Linked DNA regions of Homo sapiens: all the other regions are linked to region 3. The links are chromatin contacts, found by Hi-C or POLR2A ChIA-PET in ENCODE. All regions are on one chromosome and are shown on one strand. The core of a region is the stretch at or near the end of the contact, and the rest is flanking DNA. Distances in the headings are between cores, read along the strand shown. Region 1 holds the start of BCAS3 (BCAS3 microtubule associated cell migration factor). Region 2 holds the start of PPM1D (protein phosphatase, Mg2+/Mn2+ dependent 1D). Region 3 holds the start of DGKE (diacylglycerol kinase epsilon).

The links. Hi-C counts contacts between places; a loop is a spot of excess contacts on that map. ChIA-PET counts read pairs that join two places held with the same protein, here RNA polymerase II (POLR2A). Pooled maps may share reads with other maps.
Region 1: a loop to region 3 is called in a map of B cell, with 32 times the contacts of the local background. The contact joins the promoter of BCAS3 here to the promoter of DGKE in region 3. A Hi-C loop is called at or near these places in 2 of 168 maps with a recorded cell type or tissue (B cell and CD8-positive, alpha-beta T cell) and 6 of 50 pooled maps.
Region 2: a loop to region 3 is called in a map of CD8-positive, alpha-beta T cell, with 23 times the contacts of the local background. The contact joins the promoter of PPM1D here to the promoter of DGKE in region 3. A Hi-C loop is called at or near these places in 1 of 168 maps with a recorded cell type or tissue (CD8-positive, alpha-beta T cell) and 10 of 50 pooled maps. POLR2A ChIA-PET finds 5 or more read pairs at or near these places in 1 of 52 experiments (T-cell).

The regions. Positions count from the first base shown.
Region 1 is chr17:60,676,370-60,679,579 of GRCh38, forward strand. BCAS3 (BCAS3 microtubule associated cell migration factor) reads left to right here and starts at 1,482. Exons shown (of 24, transcript NM_017679.5): 1 at 1,482-1,545; 2 at 3,084-3,171. The coding sequence starts at 3,089. RefSeq lists a silencer at 862-1,615 and enhancers at 1,034-1,203, 1,374-1,523.
Region 2 is chr17:60,598,803-60,602,449 of GRCh38, forward strand. PPM1D (protein phosphatase, Mg2+/Mn2+ dependent 1D) reads left to right here and starts at 1,391. Exons shown (of 6, transcript NM_003620.4): 1 at 1,391-2,084. The coding sequence starts at 1,613. RefSeq lists enhancers at 324-1,312, 1,313-2,300, 1,461-1,510.
Region 3 is chr17:56,832,891-56,836,073 of GRCh38, forward strand. DGKE (diacylglycerol kinase epsilon) reads left to right here and starts at 1,261. Exons shown (of 12, transcript NM_003647.3): 1 at 1,261-1,370; 2 at 1,888-2,369. The coding sequence starts at 1,906. It overlaps C17orf67 (chromosome 17 open reading frame 67), which reads right to left and starts at 1,030. Exons shown (of 8, transcript NM_001085430.4): 1 at 728-1,030; 2 at 8-452. RefSeq lists silencers at 258-552, 526-1,595 and enhancers at 920-1,517, 1,986-2,385, 2,117-2,714.

The sequences.
Region 1 (3,210 bases), core at 232-2,731, 3.8 Mb after region 3:
GCTCACTGCAACCTTCACATCTCGGATTCAAGCGATTCTCCTGCCTCAGCCTCCTGAGTAGTTGGGATTACAGGCGTGCACCATCAAAACCCGCTGATTTTTGTATTTTTAGTAGAGACAGAGTTTCACAAAGTTGGCAAGGCTGGTCTTGACCTCCTGACCTCAAGTGATCTGCCCCTCTCAGCCTCCCAAAGTGCTGGGATTACAGGTGTGAGCCACCGTGCCCGGCCTTTTCTTTCATTTCTTTTTTTAAAATTTTTTAAAATTTTATGTATGTATGTATGTATGTATGTATGTATGTATGTATGTATGTATCTATCTATCTATCTATCTATCTATCTATCTATCTATCTATCTGTCTTGAGAGGGACTCTCTGTCACCCAGGCTAAAGTGCTGGAGGGCAATGGCGTGATCTATAGGCTCACTGCAATCTCCGCCTCCTGGGTTCAAGCAATTCTTCCGCCTCAGCCTCCCCAGTAGCTAGGATTACAGGCATTGGCCACCACACCTGGCTATTTTTAGTAGAGACGGGGTTTCTTCATGTTGTCCAGGCTGTTCTAGAACTCCTGGCCTCAAGCGATCTTCCCGCCTAGGCTTCCCAAAATGTTGGGATTGCAGGCGTGAGCCACCACGCCCAGCCCACCACGCCTGTTAATAAGCTATACCCTCACGGACCTGTCATTGGCATTAAATTTGATAATACATTAGAGTATTGTATATGAAGTATACGAAGGCCTGTGCTGAGTGTTCAAGAAGTCAGTCAGTATTATTCTACTTATATTAATAAATGAACTGATGAAATGACAATGGCGAGATCTCGATCTTCAACAATAAGGGAGATGGAAACTGAAGCAAGAAGTGGTCTACAAACCTAGCTCAAATTGTTGAGATTACCGGCCGTGCCCCTTATTCAGATCAACCCCTCCTCGGCTGATCGCCGGCGCGAGCCAGCCTAGGCTCCCGGAAGGTAAACACATCGCCAAGGGCTGGGCAGAAGGCGGGTGTGGGACGGGTGAGTGGCCAGCTAAAAGTGATTGGCAGCTGCCATGTCCACGTGCTCCGAGCTTGGAACCAGCTGTCGCGAGAATTCGATGTAAACAGACCAGTCTCCCTGTCCTCCGGCTCCAACCTGAAACGCTCACGTGAGCGGGACAGGAGTCTGGATCATGTTGCTTTTCTTTTCAAAGCCACGAAGGTTCTGTCTTCCAAAAAAAATGTACATGTTCGTAATTATTCCCCAGCTGCCTGCGTTTGCAACCGAACCTGACACCTCGGCTTCACCCGAACTTACATGCTGTTGTGTTTTCCCTCCAGCCCCAGCGGATTGGACACATTCAGAAGGCGGGTCCGCCTCTTTCCTACTTGCTGGTTGGCGAAGCTGACCTCCAAGGGCGGTGCCCGGCCATAGCCGGTTTGCTTCTGGGATTGGCTAGAGGGGGTGGTTCCGCTGAGGCGTGGTAGGAAGTGGCTGCCGTCAATCACTCGGGGAGACTCCAAACAGTGAGCCTAGAGCTGGAGACTAGCGTTAACCGGCGGGGCGGCCGGTGAGAGGGCTGGCAGGGCTTTGGCTTTGGGGAGGCTTGGGGAGGACGAGGGACTGGCGGCGTGAGGGGACTGGGTCGGGCTGGCAGGAATTCGACAGGAGAGAGGTGTCGATACTGGAGGGGGAGGGGAACAGTGCAAGGGGCCGGAGGGCGGCCGGGGGCAGCGGTGGCTCCGTGTTGGAGGTTAAGTGGGCAGCGCCGTACGAGTGTCTTTCAGGAGACTGGGGCCTGAGTGGCTGGCGAGGGTCGTCCCCAGGAGACAGGGCCCTTAAAGGGCAGGGCTTGGGAGACTGTGGTTCGAGAAAGCAAGAATGGGATGAGAATGAGAGGGCTGAGGGGCTGGAGGTGCAGGTATCCTCTGAGGAGGTGGTGGCTCTGCTCCTTGGGGCAGAGGGTGTTTTGGTTGTAGGAGGTGGGGCGCACAGGTTTAGAGTTTTCACATCAGGTGTGAATGCTCCCTACTTAAAAATGGTTTTCGGTGCCTTCAAGATGAGTTCCAGGTTGTGGGCTTCCCTGAGCCCTGTAAGAGATCTTTGATATTGCTGTCAGTCCTCTTTTAACCTTAACCAAGCCGACTCCATGCTCTTAAAATCTCAGTGATTCAGAGGGTCATGAAACATTCTAGGATCAGGATTTACTGATGTGACGGGAAAGGGTAAAGGGCTGTAACAACGTATTAGTTTATGTTAGTTATTTGACTACTTGCTACTAGTCAAATAATTACTTGACTTATTTGTTATAGTAGCAGGGGGTTACGAATGTGATTTAAATTGTGATTTACTCATAGATTCCCAACAGGTTTAATTGGAAGGTAGAGTGATATCATGTCACTTGTTCCGTTTGGTCTTGAAATATTGTACCATGTGTATTTTCACTATCTCAACATAAAATTGCAGTAAATTCCCATCCCATGATCTGGTTCTCTCACCCTTGTAATTTATGTTAACAACAGACCAAGGGGTACAGCAGGAGTCTTCCTTACATTGTTTTGTGGTTCTGAGACCTGGTCCTATTAAAAAACAAAACAGGATGGGCGCGGTGGCTCAAGCCTATAATCCCAGCACTTTGGGAGGCTAAGGCGGATGGATTGCTTGAGCTCAGGAGTTCGAGACCAGCCTTGGCAACATGGTGAAACCCCGTCGCTACAAAAAAATATAAAATTTAGCTCGGCATGGTGGCGCTCGCCTGTAATCCCAGCTACTCAGGAGGCTGAGGCAGGAGAATTGCTTGAGCCTGGGAGGCGGAGATTGCCATGAGCAGAGATCGTGCCACTGAACTCCAGCCTGGGCGACAGAGCGAGACTCTATCTCAAAAATAATAATAACCCCCCAAACCCCTCATTATAATTTGAAAAAAATTAAAAACCTACTTCCTCCTTTTTTCCCTTTCTGGTGTAACAGGAATTTCTGGGAAAGTTTCCTACATTTGAGGCATTTTTGACAAGGGATCTCTAGTGAGTAATCATAAATCTTCCTCCCTACCCCCAACAACGATCCATGTTTTTCTGTTTTTTGTTTGTTTGTTTGTTCTGGAAACAGGTTTTATGAATGAAGCTATGGCTACAGATTCCCCAAGAAGACCCAGTCGTTGTACTGGTGGAGTTGTGGTTCGCCCCCAGGCTGTCACGTAAGCACATTTCAGATAAACCCAATAGCTGAAGAAAAG
Region 2 (3,647 bases), core at 141-2,640, 3.8 Mb after region 3:
GCTCCCTAATTACAATGCTAATATTTCATTTAGGATTTTTGTATTCATCGTTACAAAACAGGGTCTGTAGGTTTCCTTTTAGTGTTCATAATGCTTAGGTTTTACTAACAGGGTTATGATTACCTCTCCAAACAAGCTGGGATTTTTTTTTTCAAGCGTTTCCATGCCCTGGAACCATCTGGTCTAGTGCTTTTTGGGGTAATGAATATCTTCAATTGTATTTATTTTTACTTAGTTGATCTATTCAGATTTTCTACATTTTCTTGAGCTGATTTTGCTTATTTATATTTTTATTGATATAAAGATTTTTTCTATTTTTATTTCTTGTGCCAACTGTATGTACATTCCCCCCATTCCCGTTTCCATACTGTTTTTAGGCCATTTGAAAATCTCAAAGGTTTTACAGGAAAGTACAGATTGATGAAGAAATGGCCAAAAACGGGAAAAGTGAACTTTAAAGTGATTCAACTACAAAACGTATGCTACTGAGCAAATACTAGTGTATTCCTCGCTCTGCGGCTTAACTCCATGAAAATCCGTGCAAAGGTTTTAGCGTTGGGATTGTGACCGACTCGGTGAAGAGAGGGGACGATCACCAAACCGTTAGAGCACTGGGGCTCTTGGCAGTGTTTGTCAGTTATTTTCAAGTGATAACTTGAAGTGATACCGCAGGAATAAAATGCTGTATCCAGAGCTGGTCGGAACGAGCACTACCTTTAACAAAAGCTGAAAAGATCTGCCTAGGAATTCGTTAGAATACAGCCCTCTTACGTCTCTGACATACCTAGTTATGTGAACCGAGACTGTGCAGCTGACGGTGGAAATTTCCTAAGTGCTTTTTAAACAACAGAACTGGACTCCCTCCCTCCTCCATTCCCAGTCGAATACGTCCCACCCAGATCCAGCTCAAGGGTGCAGCACTTGTTCCGGCCAGCTCACAATCGCCCTTTGGAAGGGAGGTTTCCCGCCATTTCGCTTAGGAGGAGGGTGAACTCTTCTCCCTTCATTCTCCACTCGCTGGGGGCCCGAGCCCACACCACCTTCCTAGCAAAGCAAGCAGCGGGACGCCAAGGCCAGCAGGCCGCATTAAGAACGCTGGACTGAGCCAAAAGCCTACACAGACCAAGCCGCTCGGGAAAGGATCAACAACTGCCGACAACCCGGAGGGCGAAAACGCCCGCGGCGTAGGGGAAGCAAACTAGGAGATGCGCGGGCCCAGCGCCAGCGGCGGGAGGAGGCAGCGCGGCCGTCGCAGGCGGGAGCGAAGGCGGGGACGGAGGGCGGGCTCGCTCCACTCGACTCCGGATTGGTCGAGCTTAGAGAGCCGAGTGACGTCAGCGGGGGAGAACGCCTGATTTGTGTGGTGGGCGCGGGCGGTGGGGGGAAGCGCAGTGCGCAGGCGCAACTGCCTGGCTCTGCTCGCTCCGGCGCTCCGGCCCAGCTCTCGCGGACAAGTCCAGACATCGCGCGCCCCCCCTTCTCCGGGTCCGCCCCCTCCCCCTTCTCGGCGTCGTCGAAGATAAACAATAGTTGGCCGGCGAGCGCCTAGTGTGTCTCCCGCCGCCGGATTCGGCGGGCTGCGTGGGACCGGCGGGATCCCGGCCAGCCGGCCATGGCGGGGCTGTACTCGCTGGGAGTGAGCGTCTTCTCCGACCAGGGCGGGAGGAAGTACATGGAGGACGTTACTCAAATCGTTGTGGAGCCCGAACCGACGGCTGAAGAAAAGCCCTCGCCGCGGCGGTCGCTGTCTCAGCCGTTGCCTCCGCGGCCGTCGCCGGCCGCCCTTCCCGGCGGCGAAGTCTCGGGGAAAGGCCCAGCGGTGGCAGCCCGAGAGGCTCGCGACCCTCTCCCGGACGCCGGGGCCTCGCCGGCACCTAGCCGCTGCTGCCGCCGCCGTTCCTCCGTGGCCTTTTTCGCCGTGTGCGACGGGCACGGCGGGCGGGAGGCGGCACAGTTTGCCCGGGAGCACTTGTGGGGTTTCATCAAGAAGCAGAAGGGTTTCACCTCGTCCGAGCCGGCTAAGGTTTGCGCTGCCATCCGCAAAGGCTTTCTCGCTTGTCACCTTGCCATGTGGAAGAAACTGGGTAAGTTCCCTGGCTTGTTTGGCGCCCGCCCCTTTTTCAGGCAGTTCAGGGCTTTTATGGCACCAGCCCCGCGTGGGCCCCCGGCACCCAGAGCGCAACCAAAGTATACACTGATGGAAGTGACTAAAAGCTGTAATAGCGCTTTGCTGGGTGGAGGTCCGGGCAAACCAAGCGGCCTTGGGGAAGATAGGATTGCCGTCTCCCTGCAGCCTATTCTTGCTTTATTTCCATCCTCCAAGGATCAATGGGAAGCAGTCCACTCCCTTCCCTGCTTCACTTTGGTGGCAACCAGAGGAAACGTGTTTGAAACCTGGCGCCAGATTTTGGCCAAAAGATAAATCGATGTTGCACCTGGGCCAGGCGAAGGAAAAACTGTAGTGTTTCCTTAGAGAATCTGTCATAATTCTGCTCCTGAAAGTCTTATCCCTCTCGGTTGCCTCCTACCGGTGGTGTCAGTTCTCCAGATTGACCCGGGATTGCTGGGGTTGGTTGCTGGAGTAAAGCGTAAGCTAATTTAGAAGGGCTGAAACGTAACCATCCGGCAACTTAAAGTTTTGGAAGGAATTCCGTTGTAATGATGGTGAGATGTTTTTAGGATCATAAACCTGTACTGCTTATGAAAACTAAAAACGCGGAACGTGTTGTTACCTCTTAAAAACTGGCCCCGTGTTAAGGGTGTGCGTTAGATTCTGCTTGGGTTTTCTTTTTGGAAATTGCCTTAGCTGATTGCTTTCAGATAGTTCCCAACCGGTTGTTCCTAGTTTAAAAAGTACTTATAAATTGTAACTGCCCATCAAAATAAGAAAAGGCAAGGAATTACTGTATGCTAGAAGGAAATAAAGGTCTTAAATGTCTAAAAATTTCGGTGTAGTTGTAGTTTCATCTAAGTTTTTTTAAATGTTTGTAAAGCAGGCAGGATTTCTGTGCCCAACATTTACAGAATCATCTTACAGCATTATAATTGCTTATCTATTGCAGTGAATAAATGGCATGCATCTTTGTTAGAGCAAAGAAGACAATACTTCCAGTGGTGGGAAAAAACCTTGTTTATGGCAGCATAATAACGTTGCTTTATTTTCAGCAGAGGGATAGAGACATAGAGAAAAGAGTTAGATTTAGCAAATACAGAACATTTTTAGAAAGGTATTGTCATAGAGTTGTAGATTAGCCGGTTTCAAAGTCTGTTTTCCATTTGCTTGGCTTTCTGCCAAGAGTTAGTTGATTGACTCAAAAACCAGCCACTAGGCTTGTTGGAGGCGTTTCCCATCCATCCCAGGGGCCCCTCTTTATGGATTTATTTTGTTTTTGTGTAGGCACCGTAGAGCTGAAAGCACTGTAGTGTATTGTAGAAATATGTGATATCATTGACTGCAGGGCAACGAGAAGTCGACAGCAGCACAAGAGAGGAAGACTAGGCACAGAACTATTTAGAGTGCTGTTTATTTTGCAGTATACTTGGAGTAACATGAATTTGCCATATGTTTGAACTTTAAGGATAAAAAATCTTTAAGGTATAAACTCCGTTACATTAGTATTAAATTTTTTTTTTTTTAAGAGACGGGC
Region 3 (3,183 bases), core at 11-2,510:
CACATACACGTATATATACATCTATATGTGTATTCTTAATGAATGTTATGTCTTCTCTAATCGTTTGGAAGATATTATCAAGTATTTCTTTGCAGTTTTCCTATGATCTCTGCGTTTCTTTTCTGTTCCTTTGGTCCCTTGCTTCGGTGTGTGTTTTCTTTCCATCTTTTATGCTAGAGGAAGTCCGCAAGCAACAAGTGGTCCTCGGCTCCCACTCCTATGTATGTATGTAGTAGGAAGGAAGCCGCTGAGTGCAGCTGTGCGCGCCGGGGCGGTGCCTGTGCCTCTCTGGATTCCGTGTTTCTTCGGGGGTGCTGAGCAGCGGTGCTTCCGCGTCCGCGTTCTCCGGGTAGCTGATGTGCTGCAGGCTGCAGCCCGCGTGGTCGCGGCTCAGGTCCGTGTTGGGCTGGTAGGACTCCAGCGGGGAGCGAGCATTCCTCCGGAACCTGGGGCTGGACGACAGCAGCAGGAGGCGTGCTCCCATCTCCGGTAGTCCCCGGCTCCCGCTGCTCCCCTTTCTCCCCGGCCTCGGGCGCTGGCGGGCGCGGGCGAGGGGGTAGCGCAGGGGAGGCCCGCCCGCCACGGCAGGGGGCGGAAACCGCGGCCGGGCTCGGGGTCAGCGGCGACGAGCGGGCGGCTGCCCCGCTCGCCCTCGGCCTCCGCGCCCGCCCGCCGCTCCGCAGCGGAGGAGCCCTCAGGTTTGCGTTACTGCGGCCGCCACACCTACCTCAGCCCGCCGCGGCCAGGTCGGGCGGTGCCGCGCAGGCCGCCTCCCCCCCTCGCTTCCCAGTCGGCTTACGCATCCCCGGCGGCGGCGGCGCCGGCATCGGCTAGAGGTTCGGCTCAAGTCGGGGGCACTCGTGTCTGCGCCGAGCGGCGGGCGTGAGCGCGGCCCCTGGGCCCCGCGCGGCGCGGTGCTGCGAGGAGGATCCTCGTGGCCTTGCCCCGCCGGCGGCTTTCCAGAATTTTCTACGATTACGAAGTTTTGGCATTCAACCCTCCATCCTCTCAAACGCCCCACTGTTACTCCGCCCCCTTCCCCTAGGCCCCGCCCCCAGCCGCAGTGCCCTGCCTCTTCCATCCGTCTCCAGCCTCCTCCACGGCCCCGCCCCCTCAGGCCGGTCCGTCTCCCCTCCCACCTCACACCTCCGCCCCGCCCGTCAGCCCTGGCTCCGCCCAGCCACGGGGCTCGCCGCCACAGGCCCCGCCTCCAGCTCGCGGCCCCGCGCGCCGGATCGGCGTGCGTGCGGCTGGAGCCTTAAGCGTTTCCCCCGCCCGGCTTCATCCCTGCTGGCGGCCCAGCGTCGTTCTCCTCCTGCGCGAGGCGGCCAAGGCCTGCTGGCCCGGAGCCGCGCCTCCACCCGCGCGAGGTAGGGCTTCGAGGACCGGCGCGGCGCAGGTCTCCGGAGGCCTCCCGAGAGGGGCTAGGGTCGCCGGGCCGCGCGTGGGAGCGGGTGGGGCCCGGGAGGAGACGGCGCCCCGGAGGGGAGTGCGAGGCCTGGGCCGACGGTTACGGGCGCCGACCGGCGTTGCCTGGCCTGAACGCCCGGCCTTTCGGTGGAGGGCAGCTTGCCCCTGTATGTTGCGCCCTTCCGTGGGTCAGACCGGCGGCAAGGTGAGGCGGCGGCGGCAGCAGCAGCCGCCTTGGGCTCCTGGACGCGCTCCCGAGGTGGGGCGGGTTGGGGAGTGGGGATTGGAGCGTGATGGCTGGACGTCGCCTTCTCGGCGCGGCAGGTCCCGGGAGACGGGGGGACGAGGCGCAGTCCCGCCCTCGGGAGAGCGGAGCCACCTTCACTGAGGGCGCCCGGTTTGGCCCCGGAAAGGCAGGAAGGGGGCGGGGAAGGGATGGCGAGCTCGGGGTGCACCGCCTGTTTCTTTTCTGGTTAGGTATCGTCCTTGGAGAAGATGGAAGCGGAGAGGCGGCCGGCGCCGGGCTCGCCCTCCGAGGGCCTGTTTGCGGACGGGCACCTGATCTTGTGGACGCTGTGCTCGGTCCTGCTGCCGGTGTTCATCACCTTCTGGTGTAGCCTCCAGCGGTCGCGCCGGCAGCTGCACCGCAGGGACATCTTCCGCAAGAGCAAGCACGGGTGGCGCGACACGGACCTGTTCAGCCAGCCCACCTACTGCTGCGTGTGCGCGCAGCACATTCTGCAGGGCGCCTTCTGCGACTGCTGCGGGCTCCGCGTGGACGAGGGCTGCCTCAGGAAGGCCGACAAGCGCTTCCAGTGCAAGGAGATTATGCTCAAGAATGACACCAAGGTCCTGGACGCCATGCCCCACCACTGGATCCGGGGCAACGTGCCCCTGTGCAGTTACTGTATGGTTTGCAAGCAGCAGTGTGGCTGTCAACCCAAGCTTTGCGATTACAGGTATGGTCTTCGTGGACACTCACTGTCCCAGAATGCGCCGTGGGAATCAGGATTTCATAGAGTGGTGTAGAGGCCTGCTTTAATCTCTGCTGATGACCTAAACTCATTTTGAGGAAACAAGCTAATAAATAAACATCCCTGAGTTTGTGCAAGCGTGGCAGCTTTGCAGTAGTCATTTGCTGAGACGATGCATCCAGCCTCCACTCCTCAGCCAGCCTGCCCTTTTGGGTAATAAAACTTGGCTCCTAACGTTAATACAGAGGTTTCTAAGTGGTGCCTGCTTCATGGCCACTGTATATTTTAGCTTTTGTTCCTATCGATTATCTCCTTATTTTAAATAAGGAAAAATGAAATATGGACAAATTAACTTTTCCCTTCAGCCGCAAAACTGATGGGTCACAGGTTTTGTACTATGAATGTGCAGTGAAAACAAGTGTCATTCCAAGGCAGCACTTTTATGTCTTTTGCTAATATAGCTGTTGGTACCATAGCGAAATATACTCAAAAAGAACACTGAAAGGAATATTCCTTTTGACGCTTGGTCTTTCAGGACATGTAGAATCTTAGATAAGTGACCTTGATTAAGCCAAGAATATTTTAATGTCTTTTATATACACACTGGACAACACATTTTTGTCCTTAAATATTGTTTGAAAATAGGTGAAGATGTCCTTTGCTGATGTTGGAAATTGGTAAAGGAGAATGCTGCTTTGCAAATGATCTATTCTAACTCAGTTCACAGTTGAGAAAATTAAAGCCCGTTAGGTCCACTCTGGTAAAATAGGACTGGCCTCCAGGATTTCCAGCTCTGGAC